2 separate regions of the Homo sapiens genome follow, and region 2 is linked to region 1. Evidence: read pairs that join two places in POLR2A ChIA-PET (ENCODE). Cell type or tissue: HepG2. All regions are shown on one strand.

The links. Peaks named below come from ENCODE experiments on the same cell type or tissue, not always from the same donor. Only the 100,000 strongest peaks of a DNase experiment are listed, where the experiment ranks them.
Region 2: POLR2A ChIA-PET joins it to region 1 with 9 read pairs; 2 of 35 experiments call an interaction of 5 or more read pairs at or near these places.

What each region holds. Positions count from the first base shown.
Region 1 is chr14:35,655,533-35,660,532 of GRCh38, forward strand. It overlaps RALGAPA1 (Ral GTPase activating protein catalytic subunit alpha 1), which reads right to left. Exons shown (of 42, transcript NM_001346249.2): 28 at 3,606-3,664; 29 at 275-383. Among named protein-coding and RNA genes, the nearest start is that of SNORA101B, 100 kb to the right of the region's middle. In HepG2, no CTCF peak of the experiment used is centred here; a DNase peak (open chromatin) is centred at 2,039.
Region 2 is chr14:35,471,980-35,476,979 of GRCh38, forward strand. It overlaps LOC107984681 (a long non-coding RNA gene), which reads left to right and starts at 3,029. Exons shown (of 2, transcript XR_001750713.2): 1 at 3,029-3,150. It overlaps LOC105370450 (a long non-coding RNA gene), which reads right to left. Exons shown (of 3, transcript XR_943749.3): 3 at 3,943-4,446. In HepG2, no CTCF peak of the experiment used is centred here; no DNase peak of the experiment used is centred here.

The DNA of each region.
Region 1 (5,000 bases):
ATGGTGGGTTTCCTTTTTTAGATGTCTACCATATATAGTTTAGGGACAAAGCTAAAATACATAAAAAGTTGAGATAAAAATGGGTCACCATAAAGATACCCTAAATTCAAGAAACAGAACAATTTTTAAGGAATGAGTCAGGATCAAGAAAATAATAGAATAATAAAGTAATGAAAACATTTACTAAATGTTACACAAGATACCATTAATATTTGGAGAAAAAAATATGCATTCTCTCCTATCTTAATATATTTCACTAAACAGTTTTCTTTACCTTTAAGGAAACACAAATCACATTCAGAGCTTCCTTAATTTGAGGATGATGAGACTCATGGACTAGTTCTTCACAAATCCAAATACCTAAACTACAAAGTGCTACACATCTGCAAAAAAGGCAAACAACAACGGTTACATAAAATGAAACCACCACCACAAACATGACCCACAATCAACTGACACAGAATGAACATGCACTATTTTAAATGAATTAATGAATTTGTTACTCTATACATTAACTGGTAACCAAAGAAGAGAAAGTATGAAGAAAGCAGAATCCCAAAACTTCTGAGCCTAATTTTCTATTATAATTTACTAAGAAGACTACAGGCTGGGATACCACACAACATGTTTTTTAAAAATCCATGTTAGTCTGTTAGACTGACATTGCTATCAAGCTTCCTAAACAAAATGTAACCTGCTTTCAAAATGGAAAGTGTAATTTTATTGACTGATAACAGCAAAATGAACTTAAGTAAAAACATGAAGCTGATGGAATATGTTAAATATTTTTCTATCTTTTAAATTTAACACACCTAGCTACAAATTGTTTTAAAACAAATTGAGAACATAAAATTTATGTAACTTATTTTAAAATCCAACAGAAACAGAACTTGTAGAATTTTTATCCTGTTCCCCAATGTATTGCAAAGCTTCATTTCTGTAGCAATATAATTTCAGCTGGGTGTCAGCTTGAAGAGAGTTATTTTATGATTAGAATCAGTAAGGATTCTATTAGTGTGTTCAAGTTTAAGCTTCTGATAAAATGTATAATGGTTCTAAGTATCAAAACAGTCACCTTCTTCTAGTATCCTGTTATATATGCCATGTCCCGATACTGATATTCTTAATTTTAGTGGAATGCTAAACTTCAGAAAAATTCAATGCAGATTCTTCTTCCTTAACACAGCAGATCAGAAGGTCTTAAGTCTCTTCTTTCAGTCTAGAGTGTTAAGGCTACCAAACTGTTTACTATGAAAATTACCTGAAAGTCTTCTAGATGAACTCTACTACTTTATTTTTTCCCTATTGTTGTTCACCCATAAATCCTAGGTAATATTTGTAGCACTAAATAACCAAGCTTCGGGTTTAGCTATGGAAACATCTATAATCCTAAAGCAACAATAAACTCTCAAGTGAAGCAAAGCTCTCCGTGGATGCAGCTAACTAAAGGCAGAGACTTAGAACACAAATGCTGAACAATTTTTATTGTAGCAAGAGGAGATAAGAAAGGATATATATATTTTTTTCTTGCATGTAGAGTTTCCTACACCCCCCCTCCACAAGATGTCAAAATAATCTAGATTATTCCCAGCATATAGCTCAACTCTCTGCTCCTGTGCAGACTGGGGGTATTAAGTTTCTTTTTTCTTTTTCTTTTTTCTTTTTTTTTTTTGAGACAGAGTCTCACTCTGTCTTGCCCAGGCTGGAGTGCAGTGGCGCGATCTCGGCTCACTGCAACCTCCACCTCCTCGGTTCAAGCAATTCTCCTGCCTCAGCTTCCTGAGTAGCTGGGACTACAGGGGCACGCTACGACACCTGGCTAATTTTTTGTATTTTTAGTAGAGACGTGGTTTCACCATGTTGGCCAGGCTGGTCTCGAACTCCTGACCTCAGGTGATCCACTCTCCTCGGCCTCCCAAAGTGCTGGGATTCCAGGCACGAGCCACCACGCCTGGCCTGGGAGTATGTTTCTAAAAAAACATATACTAAAAAGGTATAGAAAAACAAGTTGAGACAATGCTTATATTCAACTTCTGGGGTTTTTCCATATTCTCCATAACACAAGCTGTTGTGTTAATGATTTCCAGGTCTACCTCTAGACAGCTACGTTTTAGGCTTCCACATTCTTCCACTTGAGAAGCAACATATATATATATATTTTTTTTTTTTTTTGGTAAAAAAAAGCAAAAGATCTACAGTCTTAAGCACTAAGGTCAAACTTGGTATTGCCACTTATTAATTGTGCATCTAAAAAGCCTCTGAAGACAAACTGCCAGGGTTCTGTCATATCTAGATGACAGGGCAGATTATTGAAATTCCCTGGGTTCTAGTTTTCTTTTCTATTAAAAGGTGGATGAAAATTATACCTGTCTCATAGAGGTATCACAAAATTCAATGAGATAATAAATATAAGGCACTTAGAACAGTGCCTAGCAAGCACATACAAAGGGCTTTAAAAATGTTAGCTAGCTTGCCTACATCCCCCGTCCCACCAGCTATGCATTATCAGAGACTTACTGTTAACTTTCTAAGCATCAGTATCTGGCTAGCAAAACTGGAAGAAGAGGGTGATTCTATTAAACTCTCAAAATCGTGATGAGAATTAAATGAAACAATATTATACGAAAATCCTTGTAAACTTAATTGGGATTAGCGTAAAAGAACAATTTTCTCAAATATATTTGTTTTTAGTTAGCTTGGCTATTGAGAAAAATATACAATTAAATTTTTAAAAACTGGAGCTATGTCTTAATTTAAACAAATGGTTCACTGTACATTATTTTCATTTGCTGGAAAAAGATTTAAATTAGAATAAGAATCCAAATAGTCAAAGCCATGATCTGTAACTTTTGAACTTTGGGTCAAAAAATGTGTAGATGATTGGAAAACAGGAGCTTTGCAGAGATGTAGATCTGAGGAGTAGTAGCACAGACCAATATTGTAGCAAATGACGTACTATTAGAATTAGCATCAAGAATATAAAATATGACTTAATGTTATTTTGGGGAAGAGAAGAAACATGGTGTGCTACTAGCAACCTGCTAATTAAAATCTCAATCTTTTTTTGGAAAGGTTTTGTAAAACAGAGAAAATGTCAGCTTTTATTTCTTAAGACATTTAGAAAAAAATCTAAAACTATGACATATTCTATTTTTAAAAATCTTGATCAAATATTTATAAATATTAAAATATACTATTTTCTTAGATATATTACTTTCTATAATAAAATATTTTATTTTAATTCAATTTAACAAAAATTCATTGGGTACCTGCTACTGCATTTCAAGGTACTGCATAAAAGACATTGACAAATATAACTGAACAATAAACAAAATGTACTTAAATAAAATAAAATTAAAACAAATCATTTTAGAGATAAAGAGTGAAGTTACTGAAAAAGGTGACTAGGATTCTGTTTATGAAGAAAGGTTAGTATTTAAATCATGAAAAAAAGTAAGAATACTTAATTATTCAAGTAACTTAAAATTGTAATTCAGAATGGCTTTTATGTATCTAAAACAATCTGGGCTGCTATAAAAATTCAGTCAACTTCTAAACTTCCAAACACAAAATAGTTATACTCAGTCTAAGAATATCCGACCTACCGTGCAGGACCAGAGGGCTCATCTCTTGCCGAGCTTAATACAGTTTTGATTATAAGTTCCTAAAATAAGGGGGAAATAGTTAACGGCAATGACTGAGATTTCACTCATTCATTCTACAAATATTTATTAAGTGGTTATTAAAGCAGTCTTTGTTCTCATGTATGTACTTTCAATAAAGAGACCAATATTATTTATAAAAGTAGCTAAATAAATAAAAGTTTCTGAAATTTATAGCCAAAAGCATACGTTCAAAAAATAACATTTCTTCCTGATTAGAAGAGTGATAAAGGCAGGTAATTAAAGTAGAATTAATAGCTCATAGGTATGAAGATTTTTAAGATTTTGAGAAATATCATTAAAAGTCAGAACCAGATGGCTTCACCAGTGAATTCTACAAAATATTTCAAATAAAGAATTTAAGAAGAATCTTTCTCAAACATTTCCAAAATATTGAAGATGAGTGAATACTTCAAAACTCATTTTAAGAGGCCAGCACTACCCTGACATCAAAGTCAGACAAAGGCATTACCAGAAAAAAAAAATTAATTACAGGCCAATATCCTTGATGAATATAGATGCAAAAATCCTCAATAAAATACTAACAAACCAAATTCATCAGCACATTAAAAAGGTCACATGCCATAATTAAGTAGGATTTATCACTGTGATGCAAGGATGGTTCAACATATAGAAAGCAATAAAACTAATACATCATATTAACAGAACAAAGGATAAAAATCTTAATAGGTGAAGAAAAAGCACTTAAGTAGAATACATAGCTCAAAGGTATGAATATCCTTTCATAATAAAATATAAAATTTTTTTGCATGAAAAATACGACATCCTTTCATGATAAAAACTCAACAAATGAGGTTGTAACTCAACAAATGAAGTTGTATCGAAACATAACAAGCCCATAGATAACATCATAATCAACAGCGAAAAGCTGAAAGGTTTTACTTTAAGATTAGGAACAAGATAAAGATGCTCACTCTCGCCACTTCTATTCAACATAGTATTGGAAGTCCTAGCCAGAGCAATTAGGCAGAAAAAAGAAAAGGCATCCATTCTTCCTTTTACAACTGTCTCTGTCTACTGATGACATAATCTAATATATAAAAAACCCTACAGACTCCACCAAAAAACTGTTAGAACTAATAAAGTCAGTAGAGTAGCAGGAAACAAAACATACAAAAATCAGTTGTGTTTCTATACACTAACAGTGAACTATCTGAAAAAGAAACTAAGAAAATAATCCGATTTAACAATAGCATCGAAAACATCAAAATACTTAGGAATACGTATAACAAAAGAGGTAAAAGACCTGTACGCGGAAAACTATAAAACACTGAGGAAAGAAACAGAAAAAGACAGAAATAAATAGAAACATATCTG
Region 2 (5,000 bases), 180 kb before region 1:
GGATTCAAGTATAGTAAATGATGATGATCTATTGTCTGTCTTTGTCGAGCACCATGGACGGAGTAATTTGTCAGCTCAGCTTTTGTGTGACTATTTAATAGCAAAGAGGGAGAGAGAAAAGACGCTAATCTTCTAATTGGCATCTATAGAGAAGGTCTAGGAGAATACTGCCTGTATGGAAATAGCCAGTGTAATTCCTATGCCTAAGGAAAGCAAATGCAGACTCTATGTATCTTTTATATAATTAATTGTGCCTTCTATTGAACAGAAGTTGGGGATGAGGATAAAGAAAAAACGGCAATAGAACAGTCTTAAGAGATCATAAGGTAACATTTATTAACTTATAACATTTATTAACTTAGATATGAGGCTTTTTCAACTATAGTGACTTGCCAAAAAAGTGGGCAAAAGAAAAAAAAATAACTTCTTTTGGTTAAAAAATAGTTGCTCAGATGGACCAAAATAACAATGTATAAAATAAAAAGCCAGCATCATCGTCAGTACCACCACTAGCAACACAGAATGCCCTGATGTTATGATGGTAAAAAATTTAATACATCAATAAATCAATAAATAAATTCAAAACAGATGTTTTCAATGAAAATAATTTGATGATTAGTCCTGTCAAGTCTACCATAAAAACTTCGTCAAATGGCTATACCTTGGTGAGAATGATGTGTGAAATTGCTCTTTCCCTTTTTCTCCCTCTCCCTTTGTATCTTTAAAAATTTTTGGCCGTGCATGGTGGCTCACACCTGCAATCCCAACACTTTGGGAAGCCGAGGCAGGTAGACTGCTTGAGCTCAGGAATTCAAGAGCAGCCTGGGCAACATGGTGAAACCCCTCTCTACAAAAATTTCAAAAAATTAGCCAGGTGTTGTTGTGGTGTGCACCTGTAGTCCCAGCTACCCAAGAGGCTGAGGTGGGAGGATCACTTGAGCCTGGGGGATTGAGGCTGCAGTGAGCTGTGATCATGCCACAGGGCTCCAGTCTGGGCGACAAAAACAAACAAAAAACAAAAAACCCGTCTCAAAAAATTTTTTTCTTCTGCACTCTTTTCTATATTTTAGGTTCTAGGTAGTTTACTGGTTGGTGGAAATGAAAAGGACAAGGTCTCACTGGGAGAAAATATTTGCAATGTATACAACCAACAAATAATTAGTATATGCACAGTATATAGAGAAAGACTACTGATCAACCTTAGAGAGAAATTGGTGAAGAATAAAAACAGGCAGTTGACAGAAGAGGAAATCCAATAGGGTCCATGAACATATGAATAGATGTTCAATATAACTAATAATCAGGACAATTTAAGTCAAAAGAATAAGATGTCATCCTCGCCCATCGGATTAGCCAAAATTTAAAAAATGGACTAGATCACATGGGGACTTAAATATGAGTGGGAGTAAAAATCAGACAACCATTTTAGAATGCAATTTGTCAATATCAAGTAATTCATTTTCAATTTATCAGTATGTATAGCAATTCTACTTCTTCAACAATATCCCAAAGAAACCCTTGCACATGTGCACAGAGATATCTAGAAGAATATTCATTACAGCATTGTTTATAATAGTGAAAAATGAAAACTACCTACATATTCACCAGGGATGTGTTCATACTATAGAATGCTATATAGCAGTTTGAATGAATACATGAATGATTATTACCAACATGGATAAGCCTTAAAGCTCAGAGTAAGTTAAGAAAATTTAGCAAATTTAAGAATATTCAGGGTATGCCACTACTAAAATAGTTTTAAAGCATATGCAAAACAATAAAATGCATATATATTAATATATGGATACATACATATGTGATAAGACTGTAAAAACATGCATGGGAATGACATAACACCAAATCCTGGATAGTAGTGATTATCTCTGAGAAGGGAAGGAAGAAAATGAATTTGGAAGGTTTCAACAGTATTTCTAGTGTTTCATTTTTAAAAAATGCAATAAATGTAACAAAATGTTAAGATTTGGTAATGCTGGATGATAAGTCTTTGTTACATTATTCTCTATGTTTTTATTTTTTATTCTCTATTTTTGAGAATATTTTGAAATAGTTCATAGTTTCAAAAGTGGAAAAATGCACAAGGTAAGGAAAAAACATATGGTTTCTAATTTCCAGGTGCTACTATTGTGTCAGGTGAATAGACAATTCACAAATAGCTGTAATGTAGTTTGATAAGTGTTTCAATGTGGCCACAAAGTGCTATATGTAGATATAGATTCACACACACACACTCTTTAAGATATATATATGTGTGCTGTTAAGACATATGACCAAATTCTTTTGGTATCAAGTAGTTGAACCAAAAAATATAATTGACTTTTAAATGTCTTTTCAAATTCAGACAGAAAAAATGTGGTGGTAGCGGCAGTAGTAGCAGTAGTGTAGTAGTTTCTTCTTCTTCTTCTTCTTCTTCTTTCTTCTTCTTCTTCCTCCTCCTCCTCCTTCTTCTTTCTTCTTCCTCCTCCTCCTCATTCTTCTTTCTTCTTCTCCTTCTCCTTCTTCCTCTTCCTCCTCTTCTTCTTCTTCCTCCTCTTCCTCCTTTTCCTCTTCTTCCTCTTCCTTCCTCTTCTTCCTCTTACCTCCTCTTCCCTCCTTCTCCTTCCCCCTCCTCCTCCTCCTTCTTCTTTTGGCAAAAGGGCAAAGATTAGGCTGTAGTTTCTAAGAACAGCATTAAAATCTCTAACTTTATGCCTTTCATGAATTTGAGAAGCTAATTTATTTGGCCTCAAATAGTTAAAAAAAAAAGGTAGTTGGTGGGGTGGGGGTGGAATGGGGTTTTGATAGAGAATCTTTTAAGGTCTTTTCCAGTTTGAAAAATTTAAGATTCTATTTTTTTTCCTGAAACATTAACCCCAATTTATATGAACAAGATTTTCCAAGATTTTTCCCCAAGTTAGTAATAAAAATACATTTATTCATGAAATATTATAGTTGTTATCAAAAGGCAAAGAAAAACTTTTATGAAATTAGAAGCAAACCATTCTTTTTTTTTTTTTCTTTTTTTTTTGAGATGCAGTCTTGCTCCATCACCCAGGCTGAAGTGCAGTGGCAAGATCTTGGCTCACTGAAACCGCCATCTCCCAGGTTCAAGCAATTCTTCTGCCTCAGCCTCCCGAGTAGCTGGGATTACAGGTGCGTACCACCATGCCTGGCTAATTTTTGTATTTTTACTAGAGACAGGGTTTCACCATGTTGGCCAGGCTGGTCTCAAACTCCTGATCTCAGGTGACCCGCCCACCTCACCCTCCCAAAGTGCTGGGATTACAGGCGTGAGCCACTGCACCCAGACTCTTTTTTTTTTGAGATGAAGTTTCGCTCTTGTTGCCCAGGCTGGAGTGCAATGGTGCGATCTTGGCTCACTGCAACCTCTCTCTCCTGGGTTCAAGAGATTCTCCTACCTCAGCCTTCCGAGTAGCTGAGATTACAGGTGCCCGCCACCATGCCTGGCTAATTTTTGCATATTTAGTAGAGATGGGGTTTCACCATGTTGACCAGGCTGGTCTTGAACTTCTGACCTCAGGTGATCCACCCGCCTCAGCCTCCCAAAGTGCTTGGATTACAGGCGTGAGCCACCGTGCCCAGCTTTTTTTATTAAAATTTTTTTTTTTTAGAGACAGAGTTTCACCCTGTCACCTGGGCTGGAGTGCAGTGGGGAGATCATAGCTCACTGTAACCTTTAACTCCTAGGCCCAAGTGATCCTCCTGCCTCAGCCTCCCAAGTAGGACCACTACTCCTGGCTAATTTAAAAAAAAAATTTGTAGAGATAGAGTCTTGCTCTGTTGTCCAGGCTGGTCTTGAACTCCTGACCTCAATTGATCCTCCTGTCTCAGCCTCTCAAAGTGCTGGGCTTATGGGCATGAGCCACTGTGCCAAGCCATTCTTGATGGGAAGCTAAAAGAAACAGCTAATTTGTTGTGATTAGATTTTGAGAAGGAGATCTAGAGATTCAGAGAATATATATATTCTTTATTCAAAGTACATGGAGAGAGCTGGAGAGAGATGCATCAGATTTTAGACTATGAGATCTGCAGATATAAATTTGTATAATTGGGACTTCTGAGATAGGTAGAAATATTTTAGCTTATATGTTACATTTCTGAACCTAACAGGATTCTACATCAAGGATGATTATTTTTAGATCAGGCAATGAGCTGAACTTCTTTGGTCCCACATGCTGAGCTGCAAATATACTCCCTAGTGACTTTTTATCACTTAAGGTATTCTGCAAAGTATTCTCTAATCTTCCTAAAAATACTAATCCTGAGTACAACATGAAGGGACCAGAAAGCAAAAATGTATCTGTTTGTCAACAATGTAATAATTATTGTCTCTGCTCCTTGATAATAATCTGGCTGGTAATAAACCTTTGATGGCCTCTGATCCTGGCCCTTCAGGATGTTGATTTCTGGTTGGAAAAGTTAATTCTCCTGGAGGATAACAAGATAGAAAAAGACAGTCTTCTATTTACATTCCTCTGGCAGCCAGGTTTAAACATTAAGGTATAAAACCTCCCAAATCTCCTCAAACTGTGTTTGTTTTTGTTTGCTACAGCCTAAAAAGGAATCCTTCCTTTTTTCTTTTATTTCAGAAGCCTTTTCCATTTTGGTTGGTATGGATTATAATGTTAAGAAAGTACTGCGGATTATTTGGGTTTAGTTGGAAGAAGAGACTATTTTCCATCTATTTCTTTCTTTAATCTCTTGTTTTTTTGGCTCTTATCCTCACCACTCTACAGAAAATATTCTAAAATTAACTGCTCCTGGCTAAACCTAATAGTCTTTTTTTTCCCCTTGGCACAGTTTTTTTTTCCTTTTTATTTTGAAATAATTATAGATTCATAGGAAGTCATGAAAATTAGTAGAGACAGATCCTGTACACCCCTCCCCCAGTTTCTCCCAATAGTAACATCTTACATAATAAAATCTTATATCATCTTATATAAAGAAATTGAGATTTTACCAGTTTTACATGCATTCATTTG